2 separate regions of the Homo sapiens genome follow, and region 2 is linked to region 1. The links are chromatin contacts, found by POLR2A ChIA-PET in ENCODE. All regions are on one chromosome and are shown on one strand. The core of a region is the stretch at or near the end of the contact, and the rest is flanking DNA. Distances in the headings are between cores, read along the strand shown. Region 1 holds the start of C2orf81 (chromosome 2 open reading frame 81). Region 2 holds the start of USP39 (ubiquitin specific peptidase 39).

Region 1 (3,604 bases), core at 401-2,900:
TTCGCCATGTTGGCCAGACTGGTCTTGAACTGGCCTCAAGTGATCTGCCCACCTTGCAGGCATGAGCCACCAACCCAGCCATTAAAGGTAATCTTTAGAAAGAATTTGCAATGGCATAAAGCAAATGTTTATGATGTAACGTTAATTGAAAGAAGCAGGATACAAACTTACACATCAATTATGATCTCATATATGTAAACCACTATGTGTTCAACAAAAGGAAAACTTCAAAATGATAACAGAGGATACGTTTCCTTCCTATGCTCTTTTCTATTTTGTAAGTTCTCTACAATGAGTTTGTTTCCTTTTGTAATCACTTAAAAAAAAAAAAAGACTAGTCCCCAAAACTCACTTTAGAGACATAAAAAGTTTACAAACAATCTCTTGGGAGCTCCCTCAATTCCCCACAACAGTCTCCCTGAACCTGGTTCCTTCCAAAATGTACTTCCAAATGTGATCTTCCCAAACCTTTGCCTATTGCCCCGCTAAAACCTTGTCTCATATCTGTTTCCTAAAATTCATTATCCCCCCAAATCTGCTGTTTCCTAAGTCTTGCAGAACTCAAAATCCCTGAAGTCTCATTAACCCTATCCACCAGTGAGAACAGCCCTGTAGCAAGCACCAGGAGTGGCCCATAGCCCAGGCCAAGCTTGACTAGAGCAGGGCTGACTGGACTGAGTAAAGAGAGTTGTTTCCTTAGACCTCCCCTCCCAGCCTCGCATCTGACACCCGTGATGGTGACCAGAAGGGACAGAGATATTTTTGCACAAAGGCTCTTCAAATCCGTTTTCTTTCTTCTTCTTCTTTTTTTTTTTTTTTTTTTTTTTTTTTTGAGACAGTCTCTCTCTGTCACCCAGGCTAGAGCGCAGTGGCGCGATCTCGGCTCACTGCAACCTCCGCCTCCCGAGTTCAAGCAATTCTCCTGCCTCTGCCTCCCGAGTAGCTGGGATTACAGGCACCGCGCCACCACATCCAGCTAATTTTTTGTATTTTAGTCGAGACGGGGTCTCGCCATGTTGGCCTGGCTGGTCTTGAACTCCTGAGCTCAGGCAATCCTCCCGCCTCAGCCTCTCAAAGTGCTGGGATTACAGGCATGAGCCATTGAGACCGGCCCCGTTTTCTTTATTTTAAAATTGATTGGCTCTTAAACAATTTGACTTTCAAGTGCAGTCTCTGAATTATTTAATATATTTCTTCCTCTTGAAATTCTCGAAATAGATTTTTTCTGTTATCTTCCCTCTCTAAATGCTCATCCATTTAAATACGCACCACCATGTAAGAGACTTACTACATTCATTAGCTGTTTCAAAATCCACTTCCTGTTCTCGGGCTCTACACCACCCACTGACCCTTTCCCTCATGGCTTGAGTGTAACAAAGCGTTTGAGTGGGCACCGTGCAGGTGTAGGTTTTCTGCCCGAGTACCGACGTGGCTTCCTTGGTCATCTAAACTCCCGCGCGGTGGGCGGGAGCAAGTAGGGGCACTGGGCGGCCCAGAGCCAGCCCACTGTTCCCGACACCGACCTTAACGGCCGACCCTGGCTCTGGCGCATCCCCAGCTGAACTGAAGCTCACCGAGCCTTCGTGCGCCATCGCCAACGCGGTCGCAGCAACGCTGGTGTTTCTGCTGCATCCGGGCCGCGTAAGCCACCTAACAGTCGCCTGGGCAACCACGGGCTCGGGGTCGCTCGCCCCGCCCACAGTTGCCCCGGCAACCGCGCCGCCCGCGGCACGTTCCGGCCGCTCACCCCGCCCAAGGGCCGTGCGTACGTGCGTCGTCTCTATGGTGGCGGCGGATTTGGAGGGACCCTACGAACCAGGAGTCAGGCGAGCCGATCTGGGGCTGCAGGTGTTACCTCTGATCTAGGCCGGGGGCTTCAGGGATCCGAGCCGAGGGAGAAAGCCTTGGGGGCTTCATCACACTTATTTGGCTCGCGGGCTTGGGGCCATCGGGTGGTCCTGTGTCATCCCCATTCCTCCTCTGCGATTCCCCCGTCGCCCCAAAACAGCCCTGGGACTCCCCTGTCTTGCTCCTCGAGACCCTCCCCCATCACCGTCCTCTGGGCACCCCATCCTATGACCCAGTCTCAGGCATCTTCCGAAATGCTCGATGATAGCCGCCCTCGGGCATCTCCGCTGCGTCTGTTTGTAGCGCGCCTGGTGATTCGGCTGCACCCCCACACAGGATGTTCCGCTGGGAGCGCTCCATTCCCCTGCGAGGCTCGGCCGCCGCCCTGTGCAACAACCTCAGTGTGCTGCAGCTGCCGGCTCGCAACCTCACGTATTTTGGCGTGGTTCATGGACCAAGCGCCCAGCTTCTCAGCGCTGCTCCTGAGGGTGTGCCCTTGGCCCAGCGCCAGCTCCACGCTAAGGAGGGTGCTGGAGTGAGTCCCCCACTTATCACTCAGGTGAGGCATGGAGCTGGGAGTGATGTTGCTGAACCCAGTCCTACCCCCAGCCTTTTCTCTCCAAACCTTCAGGAGCAGGCATGTCCTAACCTCAGAATCTCCCCAGGCATGTCCTAACCTCAGAATCTCCCCTCTCCTGCCGGGCGCGGTGGCTCACGCCTGTAATCCCAACACTTTGGGAGGCTGAGACGGGCACTTGAGGCCAGGAGTTCGAGACCAGCCTGGCCAACATGGTGAAACCTCTTCTCTACTAAGAATACAAAAAAAATTAACCGGGTGTGGTGGCGTGCACCTGTAATCCCAGCTACTTGGGTGGCTGAGGCAGGAGAATCGCTTGAACCCAGGAGGCTGAGGTTGCAGTGAGCCGAGATGGCGCCACTGCACTCCAGCCTGGGCCACAGAGCAAGACTCCGTCCCCCAAAAAAAAAAAAAAAACAAACAAACTCATCTTCCCTGCTTTGATTTTCTCCCTACACTGATGCACCTCCCTCCAGGTCCACTGGTGTGTCCTCCCCTTCCGAGTGCTGCTGGTACTCACCTCACATCGAGGAATACAGGTAAGAAGAGGACTCTCCTGCTTGCCCCACCAGAGCCTTCTCAGCTTCCCTGCCAGGCTTCCAGACTTTCCCACTTGCCTCTAAACACTTCCAGACTTTTCACATGCTTGGCCCACTCACTCTTTTTCTATTTCTTATCTTCAATCTTTCCATCTTTTCCAGTTTCCAAGTGCCACCTCCAGTATCTGCCCCTTTACTAGCTGTATGTCCTTACACTATTAACTTCTCACTCTCACTGTTGTCCTCTGAAAAAATTAGGATAAAAATAGTACCTACATCCCAGATTTGTTTTGAGGATTAAATGGGCTAAGGCTAACACGGATATGTGAAGTACTCAGCAGAGGTCAGTTGGGTTATGCCCCCTGGTTCTTGCCCCGGTCTTCCAGATGTACGAGTCCAATGGCTACACCATGGTCTACTGGCATGCACTGGACTCTGGAGATGCCTCCCCAGGTACCTGCAGGACCAAGTGGGGTGGGGGCAGGGAGTGTTTGCTAGGGCTGCAGGAGGGGATATTTCTGATCATTCTCCCCTTTCATATTCAGTACAGGCTGTGTTTGCCCGGGGAATTGCTGCCAGTGGCCACTTCATCTGTGTGGGTGAGGGAGCCAAGTGCAGGGCATGGAGGGGTGCTGGGGCA
Region 2 (3,632 bases), core at 1,045-3,544, about 11 Mb after region 1:
CTCAGCCTCCTGAATAGCATGCCACCATGCCCAGCTAATTTTAAAATTTTTTTGTGGAGATGGGGGGGGTCTCTCTATGTTGCCAAGGCTAGTCTTGAACTCCTGACCTCAAGTGATCCTCCTGCCTCAGGCCTCCCAAAGTGCTGGGATTATAAGTGTGAGCCACCGTACTGGGCCCAGATCCCGTCTCTTGATTGTGGTGATGGCTTCATGGGTGTATATGTTACAGGAAAGGGATCCCTATTCAGACCCCAGCAGAGGGTTCTTGGATCTTGTGCAAGAAAGAATTCAGGGTGAGTCCACAGTGCAAAGTAAAAGCAAGTTTATTAAGAAAGTAAAGTAGCCAGGTGTCGCGGCTTATGCCTGTAATCCCTGCACTTTGGAAGGGGAGGCGGGCGGATCACTTGAGGTCAGCACTTCCATACCAGCCTGGCCAACATGGTGAAACTCTGTGCCTACTAAAAATACAAAAATTAGCCGGGCATGGTGGCAGGTGCATGTAATCCCAGCTACTCAGGAGTCTGAGGCAGGATAATCACTTGAACCCAGGAGGCAGAAGTTGCAGTGAGCCGAGATCTCACCAATGCACTCCAACCTGGGTGACAGAGCAAGACTCTGTATCAAAAAAATAAAATGTAAAGTAGTGAAAGTACAGCTACTCCATTGACAGAATAGGGCGTTCCTGAAAGTAAAAGGAGGAACGCATCCACCATGGCTACAATGCTTGTTTATATATAGGATAAAAAGATCATGGGGAGATGTGCTCTGCTACAAGGGTTTGTGATAAAGGATTAATTTTATTATTATATTTTGCAAGAAGAAATATTATCTTTAAAGCAAAATTAGGAATGCCTTTATTCTCCAGATATTGGGATATTAGGACACTCCCAAGTCTGGATCTGTTTAGTAAACATTATCTCTCTGTTCCCTTAACTGTAGACATCTCTAGGCTAGGAATACCTAACTTCCTGGGAATGCAGCCTGTCAAGGCCCAGCCTCATTTTCCTAACCCTCACTCAAGATGGAGTTGGTCTGGTTGAAACGCCTCTGACATATACCGCAAGTCAGAATTCAGTAAATTGCACACAGTGTGGTGTGGTGTGGTGTGGTGTGGTGTGGTGTGGTGTGGTGTGGTGTGGTGTGGGTATGACAGAGTTTCACTCTGGTTGCCCAGGCTGGAGTGCAATGGGGCGATCTCGGCTCATTGCAACCTCCGCCTCCCGGGTTCAAGCGATTCTCCTGCCTCAGCCTCCTAAGTAGCTGGGTTAACAGGCTCGTGCCACCACGCCCGGCTAATTTTTGTATTTTTAGTAGAGATGGGGTTTCACCATATTGGCCAGGCTGGTCTCCAGTCCTGACCTCAGGTGATCCGCCCGCCTTGGCCTCCCAAAGTGCTGGTATTATAGGCATGAGCCACAGCGCCTGGCCTAAATTGCACACTTTAAACATGTAGTTTGTTGTATGTCAATTATACCTCAATGGAACGGTTCAAACAAGCAAACAAGTTCAAGGCAGGTCCTGAGGTTAGAGCTTTATTAGCTTCATGGTAAATCTGCCTTTACCGGGCATTTGCGTTTTCATGGTACCAAGAACCTTCTAAAAGTAGAATTAGGGCTGTCAAGGGGATGATTTGGGAATGTCGCCTAGTTTTCCTGTGCAGGATTGTCAGCCCCCAAGCCGCGGAGACTGTGGGAAACGACCTCACGGTGGTGGTTTCGAGGCACAAATCTGGGGCCGAATGACAGCTTCTTTGTTTTTGAGACGGAGTTTCGCTCGTTGCCCAGGCTGGAGTGCAATGGCGCGATCTCGGCTCACCGCAACCTCCGCCTCCTGGGTTCAAGCGATTCTCCTGCCTTAGCCTCCCGAGTAGCTGGGATTACAGGCATGCGCCACAATGCCGGGCTAATTTTGTATTTTTAGTAGAGACGGGGTTTCTCCATGTTGGTCAGGTTGGTCTCGAACTCCCGACCTCAGGTGATCCACCCGCCTCGGCCTCCCAAAGTGCTGGGATTACAGGCGTAAGCCACCGCGCCCGGCCTGACAGCTTTTATCCAGAAAACTGTCGCCAGTAAAGGTTCCCGTCTCAGTAAACTGTAAACGACAGTAGGCCCACAGAAGGTTCTAAGGGGAGAGGAAGCCAGTGCAGGAACAGCACCGCCCACAAATTTTCTGCAGCGTGATTTGTCCCCAGTGGCGACTCGTAGAGAGTTCGGGGCTCGCTACCAGCCCCTCTCCTGATTGGCCTTGTGCCGCGCGCTCGAGCGTGCTTGGCGCCTGCGCTGGACGACTCGGCCGGTAGTGGAGATGTCCGGCCGGTCTAAGCGGGAGTCTCGCGGTTCCACTCGCGGGAAGCGAGAGTCTGAGTCGCGGGGCAGCTCCGGTCGCGTCAAGCGGGAGCGAGATCGGGAGCGGGAGCCTGAGGCGGCGAGCTCCCGGGGCAGCCCTGTGCGCGTGAAGCGGGAGTTCGAGCCGGCGAGCGCGCGCGAGGCCCCGGCTTCTGTTGTCCCGTTTGTGCGGGTGAAGCGGGAGCGCGAGGTCGATGAGGACTCGGAGCCTGAGCGGGAGGTGCGAGGTGCGCGGGGCCGGGCCGGGCTAGGCGCGAGAGCCTGTTTTTTTCGCGTCCTTTTTTCTTGTCTCTAATCTTCCGCTAGGTCACTGCGCCGGAGTTGGGGGAGGGGTGGGGTTGGGGTGGAGAAGAGGAGGGATCCAGACTCGACGATTCTGCTGTTCGACTTGTTCTGATGAAGACAGTACCCTTCTCAATAATCGTATAGTATTTCTTTTTTCTTTTTTTTTTTTTTTTTGAGATGGAGTCTCATTCTGTCACCCAGGATGGAGTGCAGTGGCGCGATCTCGGCTCACTGCAACCTCTGCCTCCCCGGTTCAAACGATTCTCCTACCTCCGCCTCCCAGGTAGCTGGGATTACAGGCGCCCACCACCGCTCCCGCCACCACGCCCGGCTAATTTTTTGTGTTTTTAGTAGAGAAGGGGGTTTCATCGTGTTAGCCAGGATGGTCTCGATCTCCTGACTTCGTGATCCGCCCGCCTCGGCCTCCCAAAGTGCTGGGATTACAGGCGTGAACCACCGTGCCCGGCCAAACGTATGGTATTTCTAACTGCAAAAATCGTAACAACAGCAGCTTCCCTTTATCGAATGCCCGATGTGGGGGCTCAGTGCTGATTTTACAAGTGTTACTTCCTTCCATTTTAAAAAAGAATTTTTTTTTTTTTTTTTGCGTTTTAAGAGAAGCAAGTCTCGCTATGTTGCCTAGGCTGGTCTCGAACTCCTGGACTCAAGTGTTCCACTCACCTCGGCCTCCCAAAGTGCTGGGTTTACAGGCGTGAGCCACCGTGCACGGCTTTCCTTCAGTTTTTACATCTAAGGTCTTGTAATTTCTGTAATCAAGATATTCAGAATGCTTGAGCAATAGGCACCTCTACTAAAGTATGGATTATGTAGCACTTTTTAAGCTGAATAAAGTCTGGAGACAATTTTCCATTAGTCTCTTGAGTTTGTGCACGTACTGCGACCATTGCCTGACTGCCTTTTCTCCTGGACTCTCGTTAAGGATGTTCGTGTAGTGAGCAGCCTTGGAAGATAGAAATGGTGTCTCCCTACAAAACGAGGAGA

The links. ChIA-PET counts read pairs that join two places held with the same protein, here RNA polymerase II (POLR2A).
Region 2: POLR2A ChIA-PET joins it to region 1 with 10 read pairs in activated B cell. The contact joins the promoter of USP39 here to the promoter of C2orf81 in region 1. POLR2A ChIA-PET finds 5 or more read pairs at or near these places in 3 of 52 experiments (A549, H1 and activated B cell).

What each region holds. Positions count from the first base shown.
Region 1 is chr2:74,419,969-74,423,572 of GRCh38, forward strand. It overlaps C2orf81 (chromosome 2 open reading frame 81), which reads right to left and starts at 1,651. Exons shown (of 3, transcript NM_001316764.3): 1 at 1,575-1,651. The coding sequence starts at 1,592. WDR54 (WD repeat domain 54) reads left to right here and starts at 1,762. Exons shown (of 10, transcript NM_032118.4): 1 at 1,762-1,848; 2 at 2,185-2,407; 3 at 2,902-2,964; 4 at 3,351-3,417; 5 at 3,510-3,563. The coding sequence starts at 2,186. RefSeq lists a silencer at 1,582-1,861 and an enhancer at 2,262-2,441.
Region 2 is chr2:85,613,892-85,617,523 of GRCh38, forward strand. USP39 (ubiquitin specific peptidase 39) reads left to right here and starts at 2,295. Exons shown (of 13, transcript NM_006590.4): 1 at 2,295-2,572. The coding sequence starts at 2,305. RefSeq lists enhancers at 1,959-2,008, 2,039-2,088.